Linked DNA regions of Homo sapiens: all the other regions are linked to region 1. Evidence: chromatin loops called from intact Hi-C (ENCODE). Cell type or tissue: OCI-LY7. All regions are shown on one strand.

Region 1 (8,000 bases):
GCTATCTGAATCACTGATCACTAAGAGAGAGACAGCCACAGACATTATGTGCCACCTGCTGAAGTACAAAACACCATGTGTGAAATAGCTTTGCTGAAAATAGGTAGCACCAAATATCAAGTTTCTAGGGATAAATTTCATTTTCAGAAAATATGGGTGGATGGGAGGCACGGTATAGGTACAAGTTAAATTACACTAAGAGGGGAAAAAAAACTGAACAATTGATAATTTAGTATATGTTACAAGATAACTAATCAAACAGGTCACGACTCCAATAGGTCATTCGCATAGAAAAAACATACAAGAGATATAATTATGACATTGTAATTATATAAAAATTATAATTTTAAGATGTGTACACTGAATTACGTAGTGTTGAAATGGCATAAGTTCATGAATTATCTATAAAAGTCTTCAGCAACCACAGTGAAGGTGATAGATGAAAGAAATATGGTTAAATTGAGATAATTTTGACTGTTGGTGATGGCTTATATGTTGTAATATACACTTCTAGGTTGGGACACATTTAAAACTTTTTGCATATAAATTGAAAATTTTAAAAATGGATCAGATAAGTTTATAATAACATATATTTATAAACAGTTTTCTAAAAGAATATAACAAAAAAAGATCAAAATAAAGAAATAGAGGCCAGGCCTGGTGGTCACGCCTGTAATGCCAACACTTTGGGAAGCTGATGCCAACAGATCACTTGAGGCCAGGAGTTTGGGACCAGCCTGGCCAACACAGTGAAACCCTGTCTCTACTAAAAATAGAAAAAAATAGCTGGGCGTGGTGGTGCACATATGTTATCCCAGCTACTTGGGAGGCTAAGGCATGAGAATTGCTTGAACCTGGGAGATAGAGATTGCAGTTAGCCAATATCATGCCACTGTAAAAAAAAAAAAAGAAAGAAAAAGAAAAAAGAAAAATAGAGAAACATACGTAGCAATAAAGAAAAAATAGTTGGTCATATTATTATCAGATAAAAGTAAATATTAAGGAGAAAAACATTATATGGGAACAATTTTAAAAACCCACCAAAAAGACATGAAACCATAAACTTTTATTAACACAACATAGATTCAAAAGCAAAATGCAATAGAGAAAGGTACATCCACATTTGTAGTATTAAACTCCAATAAAACGTGTTTCAGGCATTTGAAATGCATGTATATTAACAAAAATATGGGATACAGAGTATGTAATTTATACATTTAGCAAGTATGATAGATATATAGATACATAGGCAAGTAATAGATGCTGAAAGAGAACATGGCATTTACGAATATACAGTTTCTTTTTAAACTTACATAGGATAGTTATAAAAATTATCTTTGGGTCAAAAAAGAAATACGCATAAATTACATGAGCAGTGATCATGTAGATTGTGTTCACTGATCAGAATTTAATAAAAATACAACTAAATAACAAAAACAATATATTAAGAATAGACCAAATGATTTTTTTGAGCATTCAAATTTTCAACATGCTTTCCTAAATAACTCCTCATTTGTTTATTTTATCAGCATCACAACACTTGTTTTTTTTTTTTGTTGTTGTTGTTTTATAGCTGGATTACTTTTATAGACTCAGTAATAATCTCATAAAAGAAGAATTTGTCAAACAGGTAAGCCCACTCTACTTCTATTACTTTTGTATTTACCATAATATTTAACTCTCATGTTCACGAAAAACTCAGTATCTTTTTCATTCTCCTAAACAATACAAGATGTCTAGAACACTTTCTCTGATAATATCTCACAATTTTTACTTATGTATTTTAGATATTTCATTTTTAGCCCCTCAAAAATATTTTTTGGTGTTATCCATCACCTTGAGTGCTTATCATTTTTTGTTTTGGTATTATTTAAAGTCCTCTCTTCTAGTTATTTTGAAATAGACACAATATTTTTGCTAAGTATAGTCATCTGAGTTCACTATCAAATATTGGGTCTTATTTCTTCTATCTAACTGTATGTTTGTACTGATAATCAATCTGTCTTCATCCACACCCCCGTCATGCTTCCCAGATTCTGATATCTATCATTTTGTTCTCTGTGTCTATAAGATCAACTATTTAGCTCCCACATATGAATGATAACATGTGTCTGGCTTATTTCACTAAAACTTATGGCCACCAGTTCCATCTATGTTGCTGCAAATGACATGATTTTATTCTTTTCATGACCAAATAGTATTCCATTATGTATATGTACCACATTTTCTATATCAATTCATCAATTGATGGGTTCATAGGTTGATTCCATATCTTTGCTATTGGGAATTAACTCTTGCATTTTTTTTTTTAAATCAGGTTTGGCTAATAACAACGGATTACAACCCCCACTCAAGGTTTTTTTCACCCCTAGAAAACAATTAGAATTCTAGACACAATATAATAGCAAGTACTTGTAGAAAATGCAGTGCAAATAGGACTAAACAGAATCTGCTTGGGAGAACCCTGTAAGAGAGGGAAGTCAACTTGCATAGTATATGTTTCTCATTTTGAATTTTTAGGCCTAAAACATGGGCATGATGTGTAGAGATAGAGGCAGGATAAATCATTAAAGAAAACCCCATAGTCTTTGCAGCTGGGAGACCAGCAAACTCACACCAGGGAATCAAATAGTGAGGGGAACTCAGAAGAGAAAGGGCCAAGAAGGACTCCACAGATTTATTCTACCCACAAATCTGATTGATCACTGAACCGTGGGTATAAGAAAAAGACTAAAAGTTTCTTATGGACAAAAATTCAGAACTGAGACTCAAGTTGCTACCCAATAAATAGAATTGCCATAAAAACTAGACCACGTTAATTGACTGTTTACACAAAAGGAAAAAAAAGCCACCATTGAATAAAACCAGATTTTAAAATCTTTACAAGTTAGCATTCATGACAGCTGGAATACAATTCAAAATTATCTAACACAGGAAACCAAAGAAAATGGAATACATTCTCAGAGGGAAAGAAAATCAAACAAGTGTGACCTCAAGACAAAACAGCTATTGGAGTTAGTTGACAAGGATTTTACAGTGGTTGATATAACTGTTCTCATGAAAAAAATGAAATATGTTCACAATGAATAAATATATAGAAAATCTCACCAAATAAATAGTAATAACAGTAAAAAGCAATGAACATTTTTGGTTCTACTGGGGCCACACTGCCCACCGACCTTAACTAAAACCCCTAAATAGAATATAACAAACAACTCCCTGAGGACACTGAAAAGTACACAAATGCAGGCAGATTACAGATGTGAGTTTAAACCTGAGAAAGCCACCTGCATAGGTTTTCTTGTCTTGTGTCTTTTCCTTGAGGATAGACCCTGTTTGCAGAGCATCAGGATAGCACACGTGGCTAAAATTCTAAAACTAAATTCACTTTTATCACTAGAACAAAAAGAGGAAAAGGAAGCACTTCACATTAGAGAAATAATTTTTTGGAACAGACTCCAAGCAGCATATCAAAGGCTTAGAGCACAGAACTGAGATTTTAACTATCTACCTAAGTTTCAGTGTAACAGCTGATGCATGCGTGCACTTGTTAGACCTAAACAAGTATAACGAATGTTTAGAGAACTGAACTGAAACTCATACCAGCACCTGCAGAAGGCAAGACAAAACTACAGTCTAATTTTAACCCAGCTTATTCCTTGCTAAATGAATACATCAATGCTGTCTATATCATTTGCCAATATCCAGAATGCATTCTAAAATGACTCAATATCAAAAGAACTAGAGAATGTGACTAGTTTTCAAGGGAAGAGACAATAAACATAACAGTGACTCTGATGCTGGAATTATCAGATTAAAGAATGTACTATAAAATATTTTTATCATCTATCATAAAACGTTAAACATACTCTCATAATTGAGCTCTAGAAGGTGAAGTGCAGAACAAATGGTAGATGAACTAAAGCTCTCATCATCTTCCTGATAGAAAAAAGTAGAGCATTGATCTATCACCCCCTGTTCCAGCTGCACCTTTAAGAAAAGACTTTTATCCCATATGTCTTGGGGGCACCAATGAGACTTGACACATCCTAATTTCCTAGGAATCCCTAATAATAAAGACAGTGGCTTAGACAATTCACAAAATTTGGAGTGGCACCTGCAATTTCCTGCTGGGTTGACTGCTGAGATCCATCTCTGACATGAGTCCAGACTGGTAAGACTAAGAGAGGCAGTTGTCTTACCTAACATACATAAACCAACACAAAGAATCCAAAAAAATTAAGAAACAGGAAAATATGTATCAAATAAATAAATAAGAAAGTATGAAAGTAATTGGCAAAGGTAATTATACAGACAAAAAAGATATTACTGTAACAGTGGTTAGTAAATGGTAATCCTAATATAAAAGTCAGAAGATAAATGTACTAAAAACAATTATTAAAAATTATGTTAATGGGTACTCATATAGCTAGTTATAAATTGTGATATCAATAACTTACACTGTGGGGGGGAGAAAAGGTATAAAGAGGATGCTGGCACGGGAAGATAGATACACGGGAAGGTAGGTAGACATTATCCTCTAAAAAAAAGACAATTATAACTGTAACATATTTTATGTAAGTCCCTTTAGTAACCAGAAAGAAAAACCATATGAAGTTATCCAAGAGAAAAAAGAATAAGGAGTGAGACCAATTAATAAAAACATGAAAGACAAAGGAGGCAGCATGAGAAAAAAGAGGCAAAAGAACAAGACAAACAGAAAGCCATTAACAAAATGACAACAGTAAATTATTTCTAAGCAATAATTACTTAAATGCAATTGCACTAAGTCCTGAATAAAAACAACAGAGAAGCTAAATGGATTTTTAAAAATCAAGATCCAACTATATGCCGTTTAAAAGAAAAACACTATTCATTCAAGGACACACACAATCTAAAAGTGAAGGTATGGTAAAACATATTTCATGCACATGACAACCAAAATAAAGCAGGAAGGGTTACACTTGCATCAGAAAAAGTAGACTTTAAGTAAACTACTCCCTTTTTAAACTTTTACTTTAAGTTCTGAGATACATGTGCAGAGCGTGCAGGTTTGTTACATAGTTATACATGTGCCATGGTGGTTTGCTGTACCTAGCAACCCATCATTTACATTTTAAACCTTGCATGCATTAGGTATTTGTCCTAATTCTCTCCCTCCCCTTTCCCCTCACCCCCCGACAGGCCCCCATGTGTGATGTTCCCCTCCCTGGTTCCACGTGTTCTCATTGTTCAACTCGCACTTACGAGTGAGAACATGAGGTGTTTGGTTTTCTGTTCCTGTGTTAGCTTGCTGAAGATGGTGGTTTCCAGCTTCATCTATGTCCTTGCAAAGGACATGAACTCATTCTTTTTTATGCCACTATGGTGGCATAGTATTCCATGGTGTATATGTGCCACATTTTCTTTATCCAGTCTATCATCGATGGGCATTTGGGTTGGTTCCAAGTCTTTGCTATTGTAATGGTGCTGCAATAAACACTATTAAATATGTGTGCATGTGTCTTTATAGTAGAATGGTTTATAGTTCTTTGGGTATATACCCAGTAATGAGATTGCTGGGTTAAATGGAATTTCCGGTTCTAGATCCTTGAGGAATCACCACACTGTCTTCCACAATGGTGGAACTAATTTACACTCTCAGAGACAAAGAAGATCATCACATAATAAAATATGGGTCAACTCAACAGGAAGATACAACATATATATATATGTATATAAACGCTATATATATATGTGTGTGTGTGTATATATATGTGTGTGTGTGGGCATATATATATATGCCCAACTTCAGAACACGTAAATATGCAAAGCAAACATTGACAGATATGAAAGAAGAAATTTACAGCAATAGAGTAATAGCAGAAGACTTGAATACTCCAGTTTCAGTAATAAATGGAACATCCAGATAGAAAATTAATGCAGAAAGGATGGACTTGAACAACACTAAGGACCAAATGGCCTTAACAGACATCTGTAAAACATTTCATCCAACAGCAACTGAGTATACTTTCTTCTCAAGTGCACATGAAACATTCTCCAGAATAGATCACGTTAGGTCAAAAAATAAGTGAACAAATTTAAGAAAATCAACATCATACTAAGTACCTTTTTCAAACACAATGGAATGAAATTAAAATTCAATAACCATGAGAAAACAAATACAAATATGTGGAAACTGATTAACACATTCTTGAACAAACACCAGTCAAAGAGAAAATCAAAAGTGAATTTTTGAAATATCTCAAGATGAGTAAAAACAAGACCACAACCTACTAAAATTTATGGGATACAGCAAATGCATGAATAAAAGGAAACTTTATAGCAATAATTGCCTACATTAAGCAACAAGAGAGATTTCGAATGAAAAAATCTCACTTTACAGCTCAAGAAACTGGAAAATAAAGAAAAAACTCAGCTCAAAGTTAGCAGAAGGAAGGAAATAATAAATATTAGAGGAGAAATAAATCAAATAGAGAATTAACTATTGAAAAATCAACAAAACTAAGACATGATTTATTGACAAAAAAATAAACAAAATTCTCAAATCCTTAGCTACAGTAGCTAAGGAAAAAGAAGATTCAAATAAAATCAGAAATGAAAGAGAAGACATTACAAAGATGCTTCACATAGAAAAGGATAACAGATAAAATTATCAACAATTTTGTGCCAACAAAATTGATAACCTGGAAGAAATAAATAAATTCCTAGGAACATACAATTTACCACTTCTAAGAAGAAATAAAAAGCCTGAATAGACCAATTACAAATAAAAAGATTGGGGTAGTAATAAAAACCTTTTAACAAAGAAAAGCCCAAGACAGCCAGGTGTGGTGGCTCATGCCTATAATCCTAGAACTTTGGGAGGCTGAGGGAGGCAGATCACTTGAGCCCAGAAGTTTAAAATGAGCCTGGGAAACATGGTAAAAACTCGTATCTACAAAAAAAAAAAAAAAAAAAAAGAAAAGAAAAGAAAATTAGCCTGGCGTGGTGGCAAGCACCTGTAGTCCTAGCTACTCAGGAGGCTGAGATGGGAGGATCACCTGAGCCTGGGAGGTTGAGGCTGCAGTAAGCCATGATCATGCCACTGCACTCCAGCTTAGGTGACAGAATGCGACCCTATGTCAAAGAAAAATTCTCCAAAATTAATTCCAGAAAACAGAAGCAAAAAAGTAGACCTTAACTGGTTTTTGAGGCCTTCATTACTCTAATACTAAAAGTGGATAAAGATATTATAAGAAAATCAGACTAAGATTTCTCATGAACGTAAATGCAAAATTATTCAACAAAATATTAGCAATTGAATCCAACTATGTATAAAATGCATGATACTCATGATCAACTGAGGTATTTTTCTAAGTACATAAGGCTGGTTCAACACTGGAAAATCAATTAATATAATCCACTGCATCTCAACAGGCTGAGAAGAAAATCTGATTATATCAATGGATGTAGAAAAAGGCATTTTGCAGAATCTAATATCCATGTGTGATAAAACTCTCAGCAAACTAGGAATAAAGAGAAATTTTCTCAACAATACAGAATATTACAAAGCAGTTACCAATAATATAAAATTGAGTTAGGGATAAAATGGACACATTCTTCCTGAAATCAAGAACAACATTGTGCTGTCCCTAGATTTCAAATATCTTATCCTATACTTTTCTTTTCTTTTTTTGAGAGGAAGTCTTTCTCTGTTGCCCAGGCTGGAGTGCAGTGGTATGATCTCAGCTCACTGCAAACTCTTCCTCCTAGGTTCAAGGGATTCTCCTGTCTCAGCCTCCCGAGTAGCCGGGATTACGGGCGTGTGTCACCACGCCTGGCTAATTTTTGTGTTTTTAGTAGAGACGGGGTTTCACCATGTTGGCCAGACTGGTCACGAACTCCTGACCTCTAGTGATCCGCCTGCCTCAGCCTCCCAAAGTGCTGGGATTACAGGCATGAGCCAACGTGCCCAGCCTCTCATCGTATACTTTTCTAATTGTTTTACGGTTTAACAT
Region 2 (8,000 bases), 330 kb after region 1:
TAGATCCTTTCCTTACACCTTATACAAAAATTTATTCAAGATGGATTAAAGACTTCAATGTTAGACCTAAAACCGTAGAAACCATAGAAGAAAACCTAGGCATTACCATTCAGGACATAGCCATGCACAAGGACTTCATGTCTAAAACACTAAAAGCAATGGCAACAAAAGCCAAAATTGACAAATGGGATCTAACTAAACTAAAGATCTTCTGCACAGCAAAGGAAACTACCATCAGAGTGAATAGGCAACCTACAGAATGGGAGAAAATTTTTGCAATCTACTCATCTGACAAAGGGCTAATATCCAGAATCTACAAGGAACTCAAACAAATTTACAAGAAAAAAACAAACAACCTCATCAACAAGTGGGCGAGGGATATGAACAGACACTTCTCAAAAGGAGACATTTATGCAGCCAACAGACACATGAAAAAATGCTCATCATCACTGGCCATCACAGAAATGCAAATCAAAACCACAATGAGATACCATCTCACACCAGTTAGAATGGCGTTGATTAAAAAGTCAGGAAACAATAGGTGCTAGAGAGGATGTGGAGAAATAGGAACACTTTTACACTGTTGGTGGGACTGTAAACTAGTTCAACCATTGTGGAAGTCAGTGTGGAGATTCCCCAGGGATCTAGAACTAGAAATACCATTTGACCCAGCCATCCCATTACTGGGTATATACCCAAAGGATTATAAAACACGCTGCTATAAAGACACATGCATACGTATGTTTATTGTGGCACTATTCACAATAGCAATGACTTGGAACCAACCCAAATGTCCAACAATGATAGACTGGATTAAGAAAATATGGCATATATACACCATGGAATACTATGCAGCCATAAAAAATGATGAGTTCATGTCCTTTGTGGGGACATGGATGAAGCTGGAAACCATCATTCTCAGCAAACTATCGCAAGGACAAAAAACCAAACACTGCATGTTCTCACTCATAGGTGGGAATTGAACAATGAGAACACATGGACACAGGAAGGGGAACATCACACACCGGGGCCTATTGTGGAGTGGGGGGAGCGGGGAGGGATAGCATTAGGAGATATACCTAATGTTAAATGACGAGTTAATGGGTGCAGCACACCAATATGGCACATGTATACATATGTAACAAACCTGCACATTGTGCACATGTACCCTAAAACTTAAAGTGTAATAAAAAGAGTATGATTGAGATAACTGACTTTTATTTTTATTTTAATTTAGAAGTCATCATATACTGTTTCCTTGAACTTCCTTCAAAAGCCAATCTTCAAGAAATTAACTGATGTTTGGTGTAATAAAAAGTTCATGGCTAACTAACATTCCCAACACTCTCTATACTATATTCTTGCAAAAAAAAATCAAATTTATCCTAAAAAGCATTTAGAGCTCATTTATACTGTATCTAAAATTAAAAGGATAGAGGAACATGATAAATGCCCCCATGAGAAAAATTGACTAAAACTGCCTTCTTCAAGTTTACATCATGAGAAAGTACATATAAAAGCACAGAAAGAATATATTCCTGTTTAAAAAAAATTTAACAGAAAAATTCACTGGGGTGGGCCTATATACCTTCTTATTTCTAATAAAGATATTTATTTTGACGCAAAATGTGAAAACTGGTTGGATATTAGACATTAGTAAAGATTAATTGCAGTTTTGTCAGTTGTGATAATGGCATTATGGTTGTGTTAGAAAATGTCCTCATTTTTTGTAGATGAATGTTGAATTATTTAAGAGCGAAACATTATAATACATATAATCTACCTTAAAAATTTGTAGCAATAACAATAAATAAATCCAAAAGGATAAAAGAAATATACTAAAATTTTAACAACTATAAGTTGCAGGTTGTGAGTCAACAGAGCTTCAATTATACCCTTGTCTCTAATTTTATATGGGTTTAATGTTTATAATAAATAAATATTCTTTTAAAATACTCCTGAGTGTTAAAGCAGGGTAAATGGGTACTTAGAATTCTCCTAAGTACACAATGAAACCTATGTAAAGAATGATGCAAATCATCAATAGGTAGAATTGACTCATCCATTTCTGCCTGATCAAAATTAGCTTAGGGATTTGATTATAATTGTTAGGTTGGTACAAAAGTATTTACAGTTTTTGCTGTTGAAAGTAATGGCAAAAATGGCAATACCAAACTATAGTTTTAAAGGAGAGACAAAATTATGTCATTTAGAGGAGCTTGGAAAGACAGAGATAAGGCAAGTAAGGGAGTGTGGTTACATATTTCATAAAACTAATCTTCAGAAAAATTAAGTTGATCAAAAACATAATCAGCAAAGCTCAGGCCCAGGGTTCAAATGCAGGTTAACTGGCTCCAATGTTCCTGCTGCATCCTCTTCCGTGTTCCTGTTTCCCTGAAAACATCATCTTTGCACAGTTTATAGTACTACATACAATAGTGCAGTTAGAAATAAATAGATATACACAGGAGAAAATGTGTAGTCAACACCCCAATAGTGTCAATGGGTCATTAGGACAAGCCATCTGATCCTGGGAGGGATGGCTTGAATTGGCACCCCTCTGTCTCAACAGCGATGTTGAGCTGGTTGCTTCTTAGCTATAAAACATCCTGGGATTGTTTGGGATTTTCAGAATAAAATGAATAGGATAGATATCAGAAAAGTAATGATGGCTGCAAATAGACATAAATCAGAATTCCTCACACAAATAGAAATGAGTTGGCAGGAATTTGGAGTGAACCCCAAAGAAGGAACAAACCTGGATAAGAGTTCCCACCCTCTCAGGGTGTCATGCAGGTCAGGTTGAAGAGAGTGTGGCTATGACCAGCTGGATGGTAGAGGGTTTCACAGAAGTGGCCCAGGCCAAAATGGCAAGCAGAAAACCAGTCATTCAGTGACCAGCAAGACTCTGGGAAGCCATCTACTGTTTTGCACTGAAAAGTGAAACTTGCTGTGAAGCCTCTACCTGGGTGAGGACAGTTGCCACTGGGTGCAATGCAAGGAGCTGTCAGTCAGGCACCACAGGAGCAGGATGGGGGAAGCACACCAAAACCCGGAAGATAGCATCTTCCTGGGACAGTGTCTCTCCAGCACCCTCTACTGACAATGTTTAGCATTGTGCCAGCTGTTAAAGGAGAATTGTTCACAGGGTCCAGCTCCAAGTGTCCCAAAGCAGGGCAAAGGATTTAGAGCTGAAAGGCAAAACATGGATAACTGACACACATACCAAAATGACCTAAATGATACTGCTTCAATAAAGCAGGCCTACATTATCATATTCAGTGTTAAACACTTTATCTTTCTTCTACCTCTGTGTTTAGTTTGATATCCTTGCTGAATTATCTATCACCTCCACTGTTTTACAAATCCTTTGAGAACAAAACACGTGTTATCTTAATTTTTTGCAAATATGCAGACTTCTAACCACATGAATTGTACACAGTGAGAATTCACTAAATGTTCGTAACTGTGAGGTATAATAAGCTAATGCTATACACACTTTTTAGAGTTTCCAGTGCCTTTTTTCTTACCATATAAACAGAGGAAATTATATACTAAAGCAAATGTGATTTTTCACGTGAATGTGTTTTGGAAGATTTATTTTTTAATGTTTCAATCTCATCAATTTTAGGCAAAAACTTAAAAAAAATTCTGTTACTCTTACTATTTTTCAAAATTATCATGAACCAAAAAATAAAGGGGTATTGTCAACGTGATAGTCTACATAAAGTCATTAGAAGCTGCGTTAAACATTTCACTAGAGGTAAAACCTTAGTCGGGTTTGTATTTTTCCATAACAGTGTCCTGCTTTGCCCAGGACACCTTGCCCCTGCCTCAGTCCTGCAGCTCTGGTCCGGGGTCTTGCTCTTGGCAGTCACTCACGCCCTCCTGCTTCCTCCTGAGAGAAAGGGTGGGGCTGGGTGAGTTGGTGTGGTACCTCTGTGTTCTGTTGTATTGAAAAGGGTTTAGTGCCCTCTGAGAAAATCCTTATAAATTTATTACCACTCCGAATTTTCTTCAAATCTTTTAGTTACTTAAGACACTCACATCTCCTTTACCTTATCAACCTATATTCTTTTTGAGGGTAAGGCCTCTGGCTGGGATATTATATAATGAAAATTTGATTTGCAAAGTTTATTATAAATGCAATTAAATAGTAATTGTTATGAAAACTTTTCCCAATCCTAAAGAAGTGTGACACATGTATTCTCTGCCATGATTAAGCATAGTGTACTTGGTGAATATTTGGAAGGTCTATCAGAGGAATAGGACAAACGCTGGTTTTGAAATGAGTAGACTGTGGTTTTCAAGGCAAACCCAGTTCCTTTGAAGCTCAAATTATTCATTTCTAAATGATAATAATGATAATTTATCTGTCCACTTCATCAAGTTTGTGTGAATATTCATATATCTAAAGAATATGAAGTTTCACTAGTGCTGCATTCCACAAATCCAGGAACTTTTAAAAAATTATAAAAGCAAGATTATTCTAGCTCCAGAGCACCAATTTTACTAATAGTGGAAAACTTAATTTAGTCTAATCTGGTACACTTTGTCTTGTTCTGTAATTCTTAACTCAAATTCAAATATCATTATCTCAATCACTGTCCAATTCAAAACCTGCTTCTCACGGATTTCTTCCCCCTTCTCAAGGGTTTCCTCTTTTACCTCTTTTAGAGATGCTTTCATATTATGGGGCTTCTGAGTTTTTTGGGGAATAAAGTGGCTGTCACAAAATGAGACTCAGAGCAGCAGCACAAGTTGCATATTTGGCTGCTGTGGTCTTTACTAGATGACCAGGCTGCAGTGACAGCTACAAACAAATGAGGGACTAGAGAGGTTCCCTGGCCATCATTTGAGTCAGTCTGATATCGTGACCACTGATGTCTGAGTGTGGCTTCAGATCATGTTGTGCCCCCCACCTTGCAGGTGTAGGGGACAAGTGGGCAGCAGCTTCCAGGCACAGCTGCTGGGCAATGCCTTGGTGCCTGCTCTTCAGATGACATTTCAAGCTTCTCACCTGCAGAGGAGATTCAAGAATCTGTACCATAATTCCAGAAATGTTTCTTATATTCACTCTTCAGGAGTGGGGATTGGAAGCTAGATAAAGACACACCCTCTAAGTCTGCTGCTCCCTATTCAACACTCTTTGAGAGGCAACAAATGAACAAACGTCCATCTTCTACCACGTACCTTGTTTCAGAACTCTTTCGTGGTTTATATCTAGCTCTCCAGCATTGTTGAGTAGAACAAGATGTCCTCTAGTTTATGTGTTTTCCTGATCATTGTTGATTGGAAAATTGATAGTAGATTCTAACACAGTAAGTGGGTCCCAGGAGGGTTTGACCGGGGAGGAGGACAACGTAACTCTTCATTGGAAGCTTCATAGTATTGCCACAGAAATATTGCATTACAACTGAAAATGAGACAAGTGAATGCAGTTTGGAAAAGGCAAGATTATATAAACCTAACAAATGAAAGTGTGCATAAATAGATTGATTAACATCAAAAATATGTTGTACCAAACACATCTTCATTAACAGGGGTCAGAGATCAAAACAATGGTTCAGAATATCTACTTAGGGTCATAGAAATCTTTATACCATCCTCTAATATATATGTCTGAGAATGGAAAAACAGCTCAAACTCTTTTTTTTCTTTGCTCTCACACCACAACAATAATAAGCATCTATGTAGAAGAGTTCTCTGAACAAATGTGTAGGGATTTCTCCCCACCCACAAGAGGGCAATAATTTCTGCAGCAGACACCAGCTAGGTATCCTCCAATTCAATTCTGACATTATCTATCTGGAGATAGTAGCAGATCCCACAGGTAGAGGGCTCAGTTTGCAAGACTTCCCTCCTTCTCCACTTCTGATGCCGATCCAAAGCCCCCACGTTATTTTACCAGTTATAAATCAGGGTTCCCACAACCCCCTTGTCAGCTTCAATTAATTTGCTAGAGTAGTTCACAGAACTCAGGCATTTACATTTACCAGTGTATTACAAGAGATATTTGGAAGACACAAATAAAGAACTAGATGAAGAGATACATAGGGTGAGATCTGGAAGGTTCTAAGTGCAGGAACATCTGTCCCTGTGCAGCTAGGGAGTGCCACCCTCCTGGCATGTGAATGAGCTCTTGTGCAGCTTCCTGTCAGCCTCCATGTGTTCAGAAGCTTCCTGGACCCTGTCCTGTTGGGTTTTTGTGGAGGCTTCATTATGTAGGCATGATTGATTAACCATTGGCCTTCAGTGATCAACTTGACCTTTAGCCTCTCTGCCCTCCCCTGAAAATTTAATCCCTCTGGACACTTGGCTGATCCTCCTGGACATCCAGTGGTTTCCAAGGCTTTCCAAAAATCACCTCATTAACATAAATTTCTTTGAAAGGGCTTGTTGTAAATAACACAAGGCTGCCTCTAACCTTTATTGTTCAAGATCTACTTCAGGAACCAAGGACAAAGGCTAAATACTTGAACAAAAGTTATTCTTACTGCTTTAGTCACTTAGGAAGTAACAAGGCTCACAGGAGCTGAGAGCCAGAAGTAATGGATGAAAATTAAAATACATCTATCATAATATCATGGTGTGTATGTGATGAATAATGGGTATATTTTCTAATCCACAGATATAGTTAAGAAGAAGACTCTGAGTGTTCAGAAGTGGAGTTGAAAATGTCAGGATCCAAAAACATAGAAAGAGAAGACATAAGGACTCCAGTGAAGCAAATTTCTTAGAATAATGCAAGTAACCCCTGAGGACAAGCTTACTTCTCCAACCAGGGAGGTTATAAAGGATAATCATGGCAGAAGAAAACATTTCTCTTTAACGAATGGTTGATTTAGCAAGTTCCTTTTTGAGTTGGACTACAGCTACTCTTGGCATTTCTGGTCAAGCAGGCCATCATAAGGCTAATCAAATTTGCCTAAGTGTCTGCCAAGCAGACTGGACTTGGTCTTATTTGTTAGCGTATATTACTAGCACTTCACTGCTAAGGATGAAAGGCCTTTCTGACACCAGTAATATTTACAAACAAATGAACTGTCAGGAAATATTGGAGATTAGGCATTAAGCTACCTTCAAAATGACCTCTGATCCTCGTTAACCTAAATATGGTAATGCCTTCCATACCATGTTACTGTATGTTTTATGAAGTGAGTAAATGTCATGCATTTTCTAATTCCATGTATGTCATTCTTTATATAAAACAATATGCATATTTTTTGTTATACCCTGTCCAATCGAGACACTAATTAACACTATTATGGGTTGCAGGAATGCGTTCAAGTCTGAATATATTAGTCATTAATTTCAACAACTATGAGGAGGTAAAAATGCCATGAAAAGAAGACCTTGAGACAAATGAGAGTGCAGCATTTCAAGGGAGCAATTAATGCCCTGGAAACTTTCATTTCACAATAAAATCCTCAGCAATAAAGAAATGACAGAAATTTGGCAAAATCAACATCAGATGAGTATTGGATTTAATGAAAAAATAACATGGAATCCATCACTGTCAGTAATAGTTTTATTCCAGAGAACTTTAAACAAGAAACAGAGCCTTGAAGAATGTGCCAATATGTATGTGGATCAAGTTCTTGTCAACTGTATTCATTCATCTTTTTACTTTACAGACCAAATCAAAAGTTATACAAAAATGATCTTAACTTTAGAAATATTTAATAGCTATAAAAGCTTATTTTCAAACAACTAAAATCACAATTCAGAGATTTCTTACACTTATGACTTACATAAAGGTAAATATTCTCTTAATTTTCTCATTATTTCGTGTTTTAAGTACAAGGCTTTGACATGTAGAAAGTAACTTTTTTAAAAAAGCTTTCTATAATCCTTCCACCCTAAAAATCAAGTATTTTTATGCACATGCATTCAGTATTTTCATAGTTGCAATTATAGCTAATACACATATTTTTGTTGAAGTTAAAAACCTAGCGTGTTTTGTAAACATGTTTCATGCAGCAAATTATTTTTCTACT
Region 3 (8,000 bases), 430 kb before region 1:
TTTATTTTCTCCCCAGAGAGTGGTTTATGTCTCTTGTAACAGTTAACTTTTTATGTCAACTTTTTTTATGTCCCTTAAACTTTTTTTTAATGTCAACTTTTTTTATGTCAACTGTTTTTTTAATGTCCCTTATAACAGTCAACTTTTTCATAGCTCTGCATTATCTGTACTCACCTCTGAAATGGTTGCTTATTTAAGGGCAATGGCTATGCTTTATTCATCCTTCTATTCTTAGAGCCAATAGGACCAATTGAGGAGGGAAAGGGAAAAGGAGGGAAGGAAGCAGCAATAGAAGGAGGGAAGGAAAGAAGGAGGGAGGGAGGGAGGGGAGAAAGAAAGGGAAGGCAATTCAGAGGGAGGGAGAGAAGAAATGCGAGGGAGGGAGAGAAGAAGAGCAAGGGAGGGAAGAAGGGAGAGAGGAAGGAAGGAAAGAGGGAAGGGAGGGAGGAAGAAAGGAAGTAAAGAAAGAGAAGAAGGTAGTGAGGGATGGAAAGAGGTAGAGAGGGAATGGGGGAGGGAAAGAAGAAGGATGAAAGAGAGGGAAAAAATGTAGGAAGGAAGGAAAGAAAGAATGAGGGAAGAGAAGAAAGGAAAGGGAAAGAAGGAAGGAATGAAGAGAGGGCAGGAGGAAGAGAAGAATTGAGGAAAAGAGGAAGGAAGAGAGAAAGTAAGAAGAGAGGGAAGAAGGAAAGGAAGGGAGGAAGGGAAAGAGGGAAGGAACAAAGAAGATAGGGAAAAGGAAGAAAAGAAAGATGAGAAGAAGAAGGATTGAAGAAAGGGAAGAAGGAAGGAAGGAGGGAAAGAAGAAGGATGGAAGAGGGAGGGAGGGAAGGAAGGAAAGCCAGAATTAGGAGAAATTCACTTATTATTTATACAATATTGGGCAAGTTCACAACCATCTCATTCAGTTTCTTACAATACTACTAGTCTTAGCAACCATTACTGTTTTTCATTTTGCCCATGGGAAACCATGCCTGAAAGAGGTTGAGACTTGACTAAGGTTACCCAGCTAATAAGGCAAGTGCCTGGTTGACAGTGACACCTGTGACTGCACTCCCAGTGTCCTGTCCCAGTACAGCTCCACTGCTGTCTCCTCCAAGTGGGCTGTGGCTCTATGACTTACTATTCTGGATTAACTGGCTCTCCCCAGCTTCTCTATCCAGCCAGAACTGCACGACCTCATGCACTAGGCCTTATATTCATCACAGCAGAGAAGCAACAGGTCATGCAAGGACCAGAGTGGGTTGTAGGGGCCTCGGGGGCAGTCCTGAGATGTCACTCCATCTTCATGTCCTCAGGCCAGGACCCCCTCTAACAGGGACTCATGTTTGCCCACGAATGAGAGAACACATTAACACATGCATGGCTGAGAAAGGATCCCTTGATGGATATTATACCAGACCCTGAGGAAGAAGAGTCAAGGAGCAGGTTTGCCTGGGAGGAAAACACAAGGGACCATGCCCCGGGAGGAGAGGCACCTCAGGGCACCCATTTGCAAATGAAATAGAAGAGAGGTAAGGAGCTCAGGTGTGCTCACAGAAGGATGAGACAAGGTCATCTGCTGCAACTGAGGGTGCCAGCTGCTTATGGTTTGAAAGTGGAAAAGAGACTGTGTGGAATAAAACATAAACGAAGTTAGGATGACTGCAGACCTGACCAGGAAACCAAGAAGGCCTTAATGGAACGCAGATCCAGCAAGGGAACCTTGCATATTTGCTCTATGGGGAGAACTGCTTGGGATGCCAAGGTGAGCCAGCTTTACAGGTGGCAGTGGAGAGAACTGGCAGACTGCTGCCACACCTCACCTTTACAGGTGAGGAGACAGTGTGGCTGCCCTGGGGAAGGAGGGCCTCCTGGGGACTGTGTGTTCCAGGCACAGCAGCTGCAGCAGTGTCTGCAGAAAACACAAAGGGCTCCCCACTCCTGCTCATGCACTCACTCCTCCCGCTGACTGCAGATTGCCTGAGCCCAAGGAGAAGAACTTTCCTTCATTTAGTTCACACCTTTGGCAAAGCCATTTAACTTGAATTCTGGGCTTGGGCCAGTGAAGGAAATGCTTTGAAACCATCTTTGAGGGTTAGAGGGAATAAAAGCCACTTCCACCTGAAATCAAGGGTCAGCAGGATCGTTGTGGTTCAGGCAGAAAGGTGACCATTAATGAGTGGGAGAGGCCACTTTGGTGCTCAGATGGCTTTTTATGGATATACACAGAGCAGGCCTGGCTGTTAAGGGAGCCACTAATTAAAGTTCTGCCCTGGAACGAGCTACCAGTCGGCAGGGCAACAGCTCCATTACTGCTTCCCCTTTTGATACATGTCTGTGGTTGAGAATTACTGTTCCCTGGGCTGACCTGCCGCACATGCTGCCTGATTACAGCACACCTTGGGGACTCATGCCTTCTGCTACGATGCCAAAAGTCAGCAGCATCTGTTCAGATAATCAAATGGATGACTCACAGATATTCTTCTGAAATCAGTGGCAAAATCTTACTCCTTGAAAAGAGGTTTCCAGGGATCCATTTTTCGTAGACTATAAAGTCATCCACTGTACTGGTATCACAGACCCCATAGATGTGGACTAAAAAGAAGTTTCAGAAACAATTGTTGTGAAACAAAGGCCTATCAAAGTTTACTACTCTAAGAAGTACAATAAGCAGTTGGTTTAGAATGGTTGGAATTGCAGATGGCATAGCACTGTGCAATAGTGGGAAAGGATCTAGATCCATAAGGCAGAGGTAAGAAGCTTCGGGTTGCATTTTTAAAGCTGTTTCCTCCTCTTACCTTTGGAGAGTTCCAAAGGAGGAAATCTGTGGCTAGTGCTGCATGCCATGTGGCCCTATTTGGACAGGATTTTTCTTTGGAGTCAATAAAGGGAACCTGAAATCCACTCTGGAGCCCTTCTGAGTTGGGATGTGTTTTCTCCTGACTTCTCTGGCCCATGGTCTTCCCAGGAGCCAGACACTGGACCTGGCTGTGATACCACAAGAGATGGAGTATTATTTATACCCTGTGGTCTATGTAGGGGATGCTTTGCTTGGCTGAGCACAGCAGAAAGCAGTGCAGGAAGGGGAGGGTGTTTCCAGGTGGGCTCATAATGAGTCAGTGGCTAAGAGAAAAAAAAACAAACTCTATTTTTAATTTGCTTTCACACCATGACAATCAACACAGAAAACTTCTGTGGCCAAATGTTTGGGGATTACCCCCAACCATAAAGCAAGCAATCAGTTTTGCAGTAGACACCAGCTGGGTGTCCTTCAGTTCAATTCTGACTCCGTCTATCTGGAGATAGCCTCAGATCCCACAGGTTGGGAAATCAGTCCCCAAGACTGCTCCCACTTCTGATGCCAATCTCAAGGCCCAGGTTGTTTTACCTGTGCTTCTGAATGACTGGCTATAAATTGGGGATCCCATAAGCCCCCTTCTTTGGTTTGATTAATTTACTAGAGTGGCTCACAGAACTCAGGGAAAGACTTTGTTTACCAGTTTATTATAAAGGATATCACAAAGGATACAGATGAAGAGATGCATAGGGCAAGGTGTGGGGGAAAAGGCATGGAACTTCCATGCCCTCTCCAGGTCCCCACCCTCATAGGAACCACTGCACATTCAGCTATCCTGAAGCTCTTCAAATGCTATCCTTTTGGGTTTTTATGGAGGCTTCGTTAGGCAGGCATGTAGGTTAAATCATGACAGACTCATTAAAATACAAAAAGACATTACTCTGGGGACTCTAAAGATTTTAGCAGATATATGCTAGGAAGCAGAGTTGAAGACCAAATATGTATTTCATAATATCACAGGGGCACATGCATCTTTGGTGGAGAGTCAGGAAAGTGGGTCTCCCAGGATGGCTTATCTCCTTGGTCCCAAGCTTGTTGAGCTCTAGAATATTCCCTGGTGTGCCAAGGGGACTTTGAAATTCTCTGGGGCACCTCAATTCTTTCCCAAGTATCACTAGCTATATGGGATAATGGCAGAACCTGAGGATGGGAGGTACAAGGGATTCCCTCTGTAAACAGATGGTCAGGAACCTGACTTCTCCCTGACGCTGCTTGAAGCTCTGACACTGGGCCTCATACTTGGGCTGAGACAGTGGGTGTGTGCTTCAGAAGAATCCTGGTCTCATTGTCACAAGGAGGTAAGTCCTTGTTCCAAACGACTTCTTCATGGGATCTAAACATGAGAACATATAGATATCTAGGACTTACGGGACAAGGACAATGACAGTGACCACCCCTACTCTATCTCACTTCTGTATTTCTAGCATCTAGAGCATGTAGCATCTATAGCATGCAGCAGGGGCACAATAAATGTTTACCGGATGAATTAACAAAGAATCACAAAACGACATGACACAAAGTGCTTTTTCCTACATCTCCGGTTACCAACCCCCTCCACTCCCTCACCCCTCTCCCTAAGCTCCCCACCTCCTCAACACCAACCCACTAGGACTGTACTTAATCATGCAAAACAGTTCTGCAAATACACTGAGCCCTAGGACACTGAGGGAGCACAGGCCTCCGTACTTCTCTGCCATTTTCCAGGCTTTTCCAGGCACCACTTCACGCCCTCACTCAGGAACATGCTAGCTAAGTTTTATCTCCAGCTATTGAAAGAAACTCCTTCCTTTCAGCACCAGGCATAAATAAGCCTGAAATTTCTCTGTGGTTCTGGGCCAAGAATTCTTGTTATATCACTTTTCTCATACCTTATGCATCCTAATTATTCCATACTCCCTAGTGATATTCAAGAAAACAATCCTTTGGAGGGCTATTGAGGAATTCAGCACCTGGTTTCCACCACTGGCCAGTGAAGAGATGCTCAGGAATCCATGGAATTTGAGAATGGAGAGATCTTCTCTATTTTATTCCTCTGGAGTTGGTATTATGTACTTAGTCATTGGCCTTTAACTTCATTCTTTACATCACATTATTCAATTTGGTCTATTATTCTAATAATTGATATTCTGTCTTCCAGCAAATTAAATAACCAGTCCCTGCTTGGGGTTCTCTGAGTTTCCTGGATCTGTGGTTTGATATCTGACATTAACTTGAGGAAATTCTCAGTCATTATTGTTTCACATATTTCTTCCATTCCTTTTTCTCTTTGTTCTCCGTCGGGAATTCCATTGCACATATATTGTTTCTTTTGTAGTTGTCTCAGATAATTGTCTCAATTCCATTCTATTGTTTTCAGTCATTTTTCTCTTCGCTTTTTAATTTTGGAAGTTTCTTCTGATATCCTCAAACTCAGGGATTCTTTTTTCAGCTATGTCCAGTCTACTATTTAATAATAATAAGCTCATCAAAGGCATTCTGCATTTCTCTAACAGTGGTTTTCTTCACTAGTGTTTCTTTTTGGTTAACCAAAATTTCTTAGAATTTCTATTTCTCTGCTTACATTGTTCAATTGTTCTTGCATGGTATTTACTTTACCCATTAGTCCCCTTTGCATATTAATTATAGTTGTTTTAAATTTCTGGTATTGAAATTCCAACATCCCTTCCATATCTGGTTCTGATGTCTGTTCTGTCTCTTCAAACTGTTTTTGTTTTGTTTTGTTTTGTTTTGTTTGCCTTTCAGTGTGCCTTGTAATTTTTTCTTGATAGCAGGGCATGATTTAATGCATGAAAGGAACTGTGTCAATTGGGCTTTAGTGCTGTGGTGGTAAGGTGTGGGGAGGGGAAACAAGGTATAGTCCTGTGAGTAGGTCTCAGTATGTGGCAAGCCTGTGCTTCTGGACTGTAAACTTCATCAAGTACTTCTCAATTTTTTATCCCCCTTTAGGTGGCACAGGATGGCTGGAGTGGGCTAGAGTTGGATATTCCCCTCACTCAAGGTAGTTAGACTCCAAGAAAACCCTGGCAGGCTAGGCTCTGGTTAACTAGTTTCTTCTGAAGGCAGGCCTTCTTCTTCCTGTTAAGAAGAGAATGCTCTGGTGTATTCAAAATAGTTCCTTTTCCCCTCCCCTTGCTGGAAGCAGGATCCTGTTTGATCTCTAGGAGGCAAAACTCACAAAAGTGTGCCCTTTTCCCCCCGTGCCTGGTGACTGGGTCTAGCCAGAGTTTTTACCTCCAGACTTGTCCACAATGAACCCCCGGCACTTCGTCAGTTACAGTTCAGATGTTTCTACCCTGGCACTGGTTCCATGGGGATTGCTCCTCCATGGATTACTGCTCTGGTAAATTGTTATTCACTTGTCTGTCTAATTTAGAGGCAGTGGTTTGGCCTGTGATCTCACTTCCCTGACAGATCTAAGAAGAGCTGTTTGTTGCTTTTTCAGTTCACTCAGCTTTTGACTTGTAAGAGTGTTGCAAAGACTTCTTCGCTCCTTATGTGCTGGACCAGAAACCAGAAGTTCACCAGTATCCTTTGAGTAAAATTTTTCAAATAGTTTCAAAGCCACCTTCTATACTTGTATTTAAATCATATTTCTGCCATGTGCCTCAAAGATATTGTTGCTGTTAATTCAGCATAGATTTTTTTTATGCTAATACCTATTTTGTTGGAGATTGTGCACTGAAAGACAGATATTGATATCTATTTGACAACAGATATATAAATGTTTGCCACCCGATATCCATTCTCTTTCTTCTGATAACACACACTGACCTGTTTTCCTCTAGAGAACCAACTCCTGCCCCAGTCTCAACACACCTGATTCTCAGTTGGAGCTGCCGGCTGCAGCAGGGGACCCCACCTGGCCAGCATTGTCATCCTTTGGTCATGCTGGATGTTCAAGGATGCTCCTGTGATCAATCCCGTTGAGACTGCAAAGGCTGGGTCCATCTTGAACCATATGAAAATAAAATATGCCTTTTATTTTTCCTACTAGACTTGAATCTTGTAAAAATTAAGGCTTTGCCTGCTAGGGTCACTGTAAGTTGTAGGTATGTTCTACCTGAAAGGGAGACACCACAGAAGAAAACTGAAGCAAGAAAAGAAGACAAATCAACTCCCGATAATGTGATGTGAGGTGTGAGGTCCTTGCAGGCTCAAAGAAGTTTCTAACTGGTTCTCTTTGTAATCACCAGAGCCAATTCACATCTTTTTTTTTCCCCCAAGCTTATTTGAATTGAAGTCTTCTGTCACTTGGAATTTCAGAAGCCCTGACAAATAAAATGGTTCATTAATTGAATCGGCTATATCACAATTCAAATGGTGGCCTGACAACATATCTGCAGATATCAAAATTCTACCATAATAATTAGACTATAAATGGTGTTTAGTCCTATTTTCAGTATTCTCAAAAGTGCTGTCTTAGAAATTAAGCCACCGCTTTTTCTGCACAAGAATTCCTTTCATGCCATCCCAGCAAATCTGCCTCTATGCGCTCAGATGCAGAACTGGTTCTGAATTGTGCAAAGAGCCACTATTGCCAGCTCTGCTCCATTTTTTTTCTGGCAGCCCCAGCGTCCAATCAAGATTTCTGGATCTTTTCCAATTATAACACCATTTGGAAATACTCAGCATTTTCCAGCCTTGAATAATGTATTGATCTCTTTAAAGTAGAAAATATTCTCACAGACCCCCAATGTTGACTTCAATTCTTTTTATTGTAATTTTACTTAAATATATATGCAAACATAAAACACTACAAACTGTTAGGCTTATAGCTTTTAGACAACTATAAAAATAAACTTACAGAACAGATATAATATAAACTACAAAACCAATGAAATGGAAACGAGCTACATTAGCTTACCAGGACAGAGCAGAGAGTATTCCCGAAGCTCCATGCCTGCTCAGCTTGGGAGGCCAATGTTTCTAATTACTCTTGAGTTCTGAGCTCAGCATTGTCAGAGGATTCCTGCCTAGCGGGGCCAGGATTCTCCAACATTTTTCTGTATTTAGATTATTTCAATGCTTCATTAGCATGGCTTCCCATAAAGTCACTGGCCTCTACTTAACATAACTGTAGCTGTTATTTATGAAGACTCTCTGCTGTGTCTTATTGAATCTGTGACTATTAAAATTGTACCAAAAGCAGTATCAGCATAAT

What was found. A loop is a pair of places that touch in the nucleus more often than their neighbours do. Peaks named below come from ENCODE experiments on the same cell type or tissue, not always from the same donor. Only the 100,000 strongest peaks of a DNase experiment are listed, where the experiment ranks them.
Region 2: it touches region 1 in a loop (3-fold over the local background); 5 of 110 quality-filtered maps call a loop at or near these places.
Region 3: a loop joins it to region 1, with 7 times the contacts of the local background. A loop is called at or near these places in 2 of 110 quality-filtered maps.

The regions. Positions count from the first base shown.
Region 1 is chr7:49,328,947-49,336,946 of GRCh38, reverse strand. No RefSeq gene overlaps it. Among named protein-coding and RNA genes, the nearest start is that of CDC14C, 410 kb to the right of the region's middle. In OCI-LY7, no CTCF peak of the experiment used is centred here; DNase peaks (open chromatin) are centred at 2,656, 3,256, 3,566 and 4,136; H3K4me3 peaks cover 3,015 bases; H3K27ac peaks cover 4,825 bases.
Region 2 is chr7:48,996,807-49,004,806 of GRCh38, reverse strand. No RefSeq gene overlaps it. Among named protein-coding and RNA genes, the nearest start is that of CDC14C, 76 kb to the right of the region's middle. In OCI-LY7, CTCF peaks have their summits at 2,933, 3,133 (motif pointing left) and 5,786 (motif pointing right); a DNase peak (open chromatin) is centred at 3,056; H3K4me3 peaks cover 286 bases.
Region 3 is chr7:49,762,261-49,770,260 of GRCh38, reverse strand. No RefSeq gene overlaps it. Among named protein-coding and RNA genes, the nearest start is that of VWC2, 7.4 kb to the left of the region's middle. RefSeq lists an enhancer at 3,005-3,254. In OCI-LY7, no CTCF peak of the experiment used is centred here; DNase peaks (open chromatin) are centred at 1,920, 2,340, 3,110, 6,260 and 1 weaker place; H3K4me3 peaks cover 2,742 bases; H3K27ac peaks cover 5,783 bases.